2 separate regions of the Homo sapiens genome follow, and region 2 is linked to region 1. The links are chromatin contacts, found by Hi-C or POLR2A ChIA-PET in ENCODE. All regions are on one chromosome and are shown on one strand. The core of a region is the stretch at or near the end of the contact, and the rest is flanking DNA. Distances in the headings are between cores, read along the strand shown.

What was found. A loop is a pair of places that touch in the nucleus more often than their neighbours do. ChIA-PET counts read pairs that join two places held with the same protein, here RNA polymerase II (POLR2A). Pooled maps may share reads with other maps.
Region 2: a pooled map shows a loop between it and region 1 (2.6-fold over the local background). The contact joins two enhancer-like sites. A Hi-C loop is called at or near these places in 1 of 50 pooled maps. POLR2A ChIA-PET finds 5 or more read pairs at or near these places in 2 of 52 experiments (BJ and WTC11).

The regions. Positions count from the first base shown.
Region 1 is chr2:219,688,322-219,691,230 of GRCh38, forward strand. No RefSeq gene overlaps it. Among named protein-coding and RNA genes, the nearest start is that of LINC02832, 40 kb to the right of the region's middle. RefSeq lists enhancers at 1-853, 1-537. Within about 2 kb of position 1,515, at least 11 of the 41 ENCODE cell types and tissues checked have a DNase peak (open chromatin) inside an H3K27ac peak, as active enhancers do.
Region 2 is chr2:219,996,197-219,999,105 of GRCh38, forward strand. The region is part of intron 1 of LOC105373891 (a long non-coding RNA gene); the gene reads left to right. Among named protein-coding and RNA genes, the nearest start is that of MIR4268, 91 kb to the left of the region's middle. Within about 2 kb of position 1,360, at least 2 of the 41 ENCODE cell types and tissues checked have a DNase peak (open chromatin) inside an H3K27ac peak, as active enhancers do.

The DNA.
Region 1 (2,909 bases), core at 265-2,764:
CTCATCTTGAATTGCAAACCCCGTCATCCTCACAGGTCAAGAGAGAGACCAGGTGGAGGTAATTAAACCACGGAGTGGTTTCCCCCATGCTGTTCTCGTGACAGGGAGTGAGTTCTCACGAGATCTGATGGTTTCATAAGGGGCTCTTCCCCCTTCATTCGGCCCTTCTTCCTCCCACCTTGTGAAGAAGGTGCCTTGCTTCCCCCTCACCTTCTGCCGTGATTGTAAATTTCCAGAGGCCTCCCCAGCCATGCTGCACGGTGAGTCAATTAAACCTCCTTCCTTTATAAATTACTCATTCTCGGGAAGTTCTTTATAGCAGTATGAAAACAGACTAATACAAAGAGTTTTCTGTGTTAACTCCCGGCACCGTCACTCACTGTTGTGACCTTGGGCAAGTTGCTTAAGCTCTCTGTGTCTGTTTCTTAATCTGTACAGTGGGTATGATATTAATACCTATCTCATAGGTATTTTTTTTTTTTGGTCTTAAATGATTCATGGGAAAAGTATGATGTATGCTGAGAAGCAGCACAAAGACATTTCATGTGTGCGGACCTCATGTACGTGGACCATGTGGAAGGCAGCTTTAGTCCTGACTGCAGAAAAGCGATGTTCACATGCGCGTTGGGAACTGGCCTGCGCACCCAGATTCCCAGATCCAGGAAAGCCCTTCATTTCCAGTGCTTTCCATCCTCGCTCCAGCGGCAGATGTTAGAAGCTGACTGAGATGTTTTCTGGATTAATTGCCCCCAAACATTCAGGGTTTTATGTTTTAGAATGTCTGAACAGGTTGGAATTTGAATCTCCCTTCTGCCACTCCTTGTCTTATTTTGGAAATGAACTTAAAGTCACATTTTTGAGATTCCGACTATGTGACGCATTGAGCTATTTGGAGCGTTGGTTTGCGGCTGTTTCTAAGCCTGGACTCTTGACACGGCTTTGCCTGCAGCTCTGGACTCTCCCTCAGGCTCCAGGGCTCCCTGTGCCCTTGCGGTGCTCCGGCCTCTTGGCTTCTGAGTTAGATTGGGCATCTCTCAGATTCCTTGGCTACTGAGTCTGTACATCCCATGACTCCCGTCCTCCCTCTCCTTCCACAAGCCGGTCGGTGACCACGCAGCCTTCTAGGTGGTCCAAACTTTCTGGAGCTTTCCACTGGGAAGATCCTAATAGCCCTAATCCCTCCTTTAACATCAAGCAGAGCTGCCCTCAATCTTTTAATAGAAGCAGGTGAACTCCGACTAGATTTTTTGTGCACTAGTGAGGCTTGCTGTGTTTACTGGTATATAGGATACATTCCCCGCTTTTCCCAAATGATGGATTATATATGCAAAATAAAATTTTATACTTTATATATGAATAATGTATATGTTACAACATAAGATATATTACGTATTACATAATACTATACACATAACATATATCAAATATATGGCATTGTACGATATCTAATCGTTTATTATATACACAAGTTTTCTTGTCAGTCTTACGCTTTGGTATCAGGCACAGCTGGAAGGCTGAGAAAGAGGTAAAATAATGGGGCATGCTACCCCCTAGTGGCAGAAGATGGCAACATACATTTTGCAAATGTGAGCGCTTTTCATCCCCTTATCAAAAAACAAAACAAAAACCAGAGACCACACAGATGAATATGGAATTTGAGTAACTCCCCTATGTTATGAATTTAAGTATTTTTTCACTGCAACTCATATTCCTAAATACCAAGATATTTCTTTTTAGCTCTGTGATTTTATTCTTGTTTTTAGGGATACTAGACTGTGTATCAAAACCGTACTATTTTTTAATGGAGTCACAATCCTGTGTACTATATTTATAGGAATAAAATATTTCCCTTACAGCTTAGTCTTTATTTTTCCAAAAAACTTTCTGAAAAATTGAGATGTATCTGATATCCCCGCGCATTTCACATGTTGGCAAACATGGCATTTTACTGCCTCTGGTGCACAAAAAGCCCTTGAGCGCTCACCTAATGCTTCTGTGAAGTCAAGGGTTCCGAGCACGCTGACTCCATGTTGCTAGGGAGCCTCTCTAGGAGGCCAGCAGGCCGCTGGGCGGCCCCGACTGGGATCTGCTGTGGTATGTGGCCCTCTTTGCTAGTGCAGGAGCTTCCTCCGGTCACTTTACCTGCATTCCTTTGAGCCTGGGGCCCAGGCGGGGGACCCTAGCAAGAGGCTTACTTACGTGGTCCCCTGATACCAGGCATGGGAATGGTAGCACTTGCTGATTGTGTGGGTCTCTGGCCACAATGGAAATATTTAACACACAACACCTTAGAGTGGAGGTGGGCAGATTTTTCTCTGAAAAGGACCAGAAAGTAAATATTTGATTAAATTAATTAATCAATTTATTTAGAGACAGAGTCTGGCTTTGTTGCCCAGGCTGGAGTGCAGTGGTGCAATCTTGGCTCACTGCAACCTCCACCTCCCAAGCAATTCTGCTGCCTCAACCTCCCAAGTAGTTGGGACTACAGGCGTGCGCCAGCACTCCTGGCCAATTTTTGATTTTTAGTAGAGATGGGATTTCTCCATGTTGGCCAGGCTGGTCTCGAACTCCTGACCTCAGGTGATCCGCCCACCAGGGCCTCCCAAAGTGCTGGGATTAGAGGCGTGAGTCACCATGCCCTGTTTAGAAAGTAAATATTTTAGACTTGTGGCTCAATACAGTCTCTGTCGCAGCTCCTCAGTTCTGTTGTCTTGGTGCAAAAGCGAAAGGATGTGACTGTGTTCCAATAAAATTTCATGAACATGAATATAATTTTCATGTGTCTTGAAATAGTACTCTCCTTTTGAGTTTTTTCAACCGCTTTGAAATGGAAAATCATTCTTAACTTGCTGACAGTATAAAAACAGACAACAGGCTGGAAGTGGCCCGAGGGCCATCGTTTGCTGACC
Region 2 (2,909 bases), core at 110-2,609, 310 kb after region 1:
CCCTCCCACAAACCCAGATGCTTTGGGCCAAAATCTATTAGGGCAAAACACACCCTGCTCACTCCAGGCTGTGAGAATGGCTAGACTTTGTGCATCTTCTGATCTGATTACATTTCCAGTCCCAACCACCTTCATTTTTCACCTCCTAATTGATTTCCCTGCTTCCACCCCTCCAATTTATTCTTTGCTCAGCAGCCATCCCAATCCTCCTAAATTGTGAGTCTGCTCATGTCACTCCTCTAATGGTGTCTCATGTTCTTTAGAGAAAAAGCTGAAGTCCTCACAGTGGCCTACAGTGATCAAGGGAGGGGCTGGCATTTTTTTTTTGGCAAAGGGGCAGATGGTAAATACTTTTGGCTTTGTGGACCATTGGCGTCTGTGGCTACTACTCAGCTCAGCTGCAGCAGGAAAGCAGCCACAACATGTGAACAAATAAGCATGGCTATGTCCCAACAAAACTTTACTTATAAAAGTGGGTGATAGGTTAGATTTGGCCCACAGGCCGTGATTCGCTGACCTCCTCTCTAGGTGATGTGGCCCTGACACCACATGGCCTTATTACCTTCTGCTCTTGCCCTCTGTTTTAGCCCACTGTCCTCTGTAAACATGCCAAGGCTTTGCTTGGCCTTTGCATCAGCTGTTCAATCTCAAACATTTTCTCCCTTTATCTCCGAGCGGCTCATTTTCTTACTTCTTCAGGTTTCTGCTTAAGTATCATTAGCAGAGAGCCCACCCTGACCACCTTATCAGAAATAGCAACCTTCTCATTTTCTTAGCACCCCATCCCCTTTACTCTGCTTTAGTTTGCTCGATAGCCATTGCTACCACCTGACATCTTTATTTATTTGAATGAATAAATGGTTCCTTCGGCAAATATTACCGAGTGCCTCCTTAATGCCAGCCAACTCTCTAGGTGCTGGAATCCCGTAAAGAACAAAACAAAGGCCTTGCTATCATTGGACTTTAAGTCCAAAGGGGAAGACAGACAACAAAAGTAGTAAAAATAAATATAAACATTGGTAGAGATAAGTGCTATGGAGAAAATTAGGCTGGGTGGGAGATGGGTTGTGGTGGAGGCTCATGTCTCTGTTTCTCTGGTAGTAGTTGTCTTCTGCCTGGCCTCATTGCTAAGATTTCACGGGTTACAGCAACAGTGACGTTAGCTCCCATTGCTCAGCTTAGAAGTTGGTGACGCAGAGCTGGAGCGTCTGACAAAATCCCAGAGCCAATAGGGGGCGCCACAGACTGGGGAGAACTGGCTGTGCAAAAAGGTGTGATCAAGGCAGGGGCAGCCAAGCTTCTGAACACGGTGGAAGGGGAGATGAAGGCTGGCAGCACAGGGGCAGGGAAGTTGGAAGTTGTGGGAGGTAACCGGATCTGAGCACAACTGCCTCCACTACCTGTGTTTTTCATGGAGTGCTGCCTAAATTACAAGGCGTTACCGAAGAATGCGCTTCTAAGTTGGATGCTTCATAAATCAGCCAGGCATGCATTATTATGCTGCAACAGAGCCCTTGTTGTGTCTTAATGCTCAATGATACAGCACAGAATCTGGGTTGGGCTTTCTATCATCTTGGACGTGTGGCAGGAACTCGCGCAGCTCTAATTGCTCTACGTGGGAATGGATTCATTGGTGCTTTGGCAGAATGACTCACTCTGATCAGCGTTTAGATTGAAGGGACTCTACCTGGAATCACAGGCTCAGAGAAATCTAGAGACCTTAGAGAGTTGATCCTAGTCTAATCTGCTCATGCTACAGATGGGAAAAATGAGGCTCACAGAGAGGAAGTTACTTGCCCAAGGTCATAAGTGGCACTTAGGGACACAAGTCAGGCTACTGATTCTGAGTTAAATACTTGGGTCACCATCCCAGATTCTCAGGAGAGCCGCCGTGCCCCTTCCTAGGCCTGCAGCAGGTGCCTCGGATGGTGACATTCTCTTGCCATCTGACTCAAGCTGCAGACCAACTGGAAGAAGCTGTGCCTCATTTACTTGAACACAAATGGACAACCAATTAAAAAAAAAAAACAGACTTTCACATTTTATGGATCCTTAGGGACTTAGTGAACTCATGCTCCCAGATTAAAGGAAAGAGGAAAACCATACCCTTCTTGCTGAACTATGCTGCCTGCTGGTTCCCCAGCGCACCCTGGTGTTCTCCGGAATGGAGACAGCCTTTAGGACAGCTGGAGAGCATTATCACTTGAAGGCTTGCATTCTGGCTTTTATATATGATTTACATACATCTGCATACTGTATGCTCTGGGCATTGTTTTCTGTGTCATGCCATCTTCACAGTCTCCCTTCTCCAAGCTCACTTGGCAGTTTGGCTTCCTCAGCTCTGCTGGGTGAGGTGAACGCTTGGTTGGAGTTTGATCTGGAGAAGCATCTAGAAGTTTCACCTCAGCGGGAGAGACTCTGGGACAGAGAGTGGCTGCTGAAGTCAGTGATGTGTCAGAGTCAAGTGGCCATCAGTTTCCTTAAGGTTCTACAGTAAGATCTGTTTATCACACTCCTTATCTGTCTCTGTCCTGAGCTAACTGTGTTTCTAAGTGCCAGGGGTCGCCCATGGGTTCAGAGTGACTGTCTATGTGTCAGGTAAAGTAGAAACTTTAGGATGCCATGGAAGAGACAGCCAACTTTTGGGCACCGTAGATAAGAAATGCGAATTAAAGCCGCAGTGAGATTCTACTACCCTAGTGGGTTAAAAAGACTGATAATACTAAGAGTTGACAAGGCTGTGGGTCAAGTAGAACTCTTATACATAGGAGGTAGGAGTGTATATTGGTACAATTACTTTAGAAAATTACTTGACAGCACCACCTAGAGGTAAATATTTGTCTCCCCTGTGACCCAGTCATTCTACTCCGAAAGCTTTCACCAAGGAAAGGGGGCACACATGTCCATCA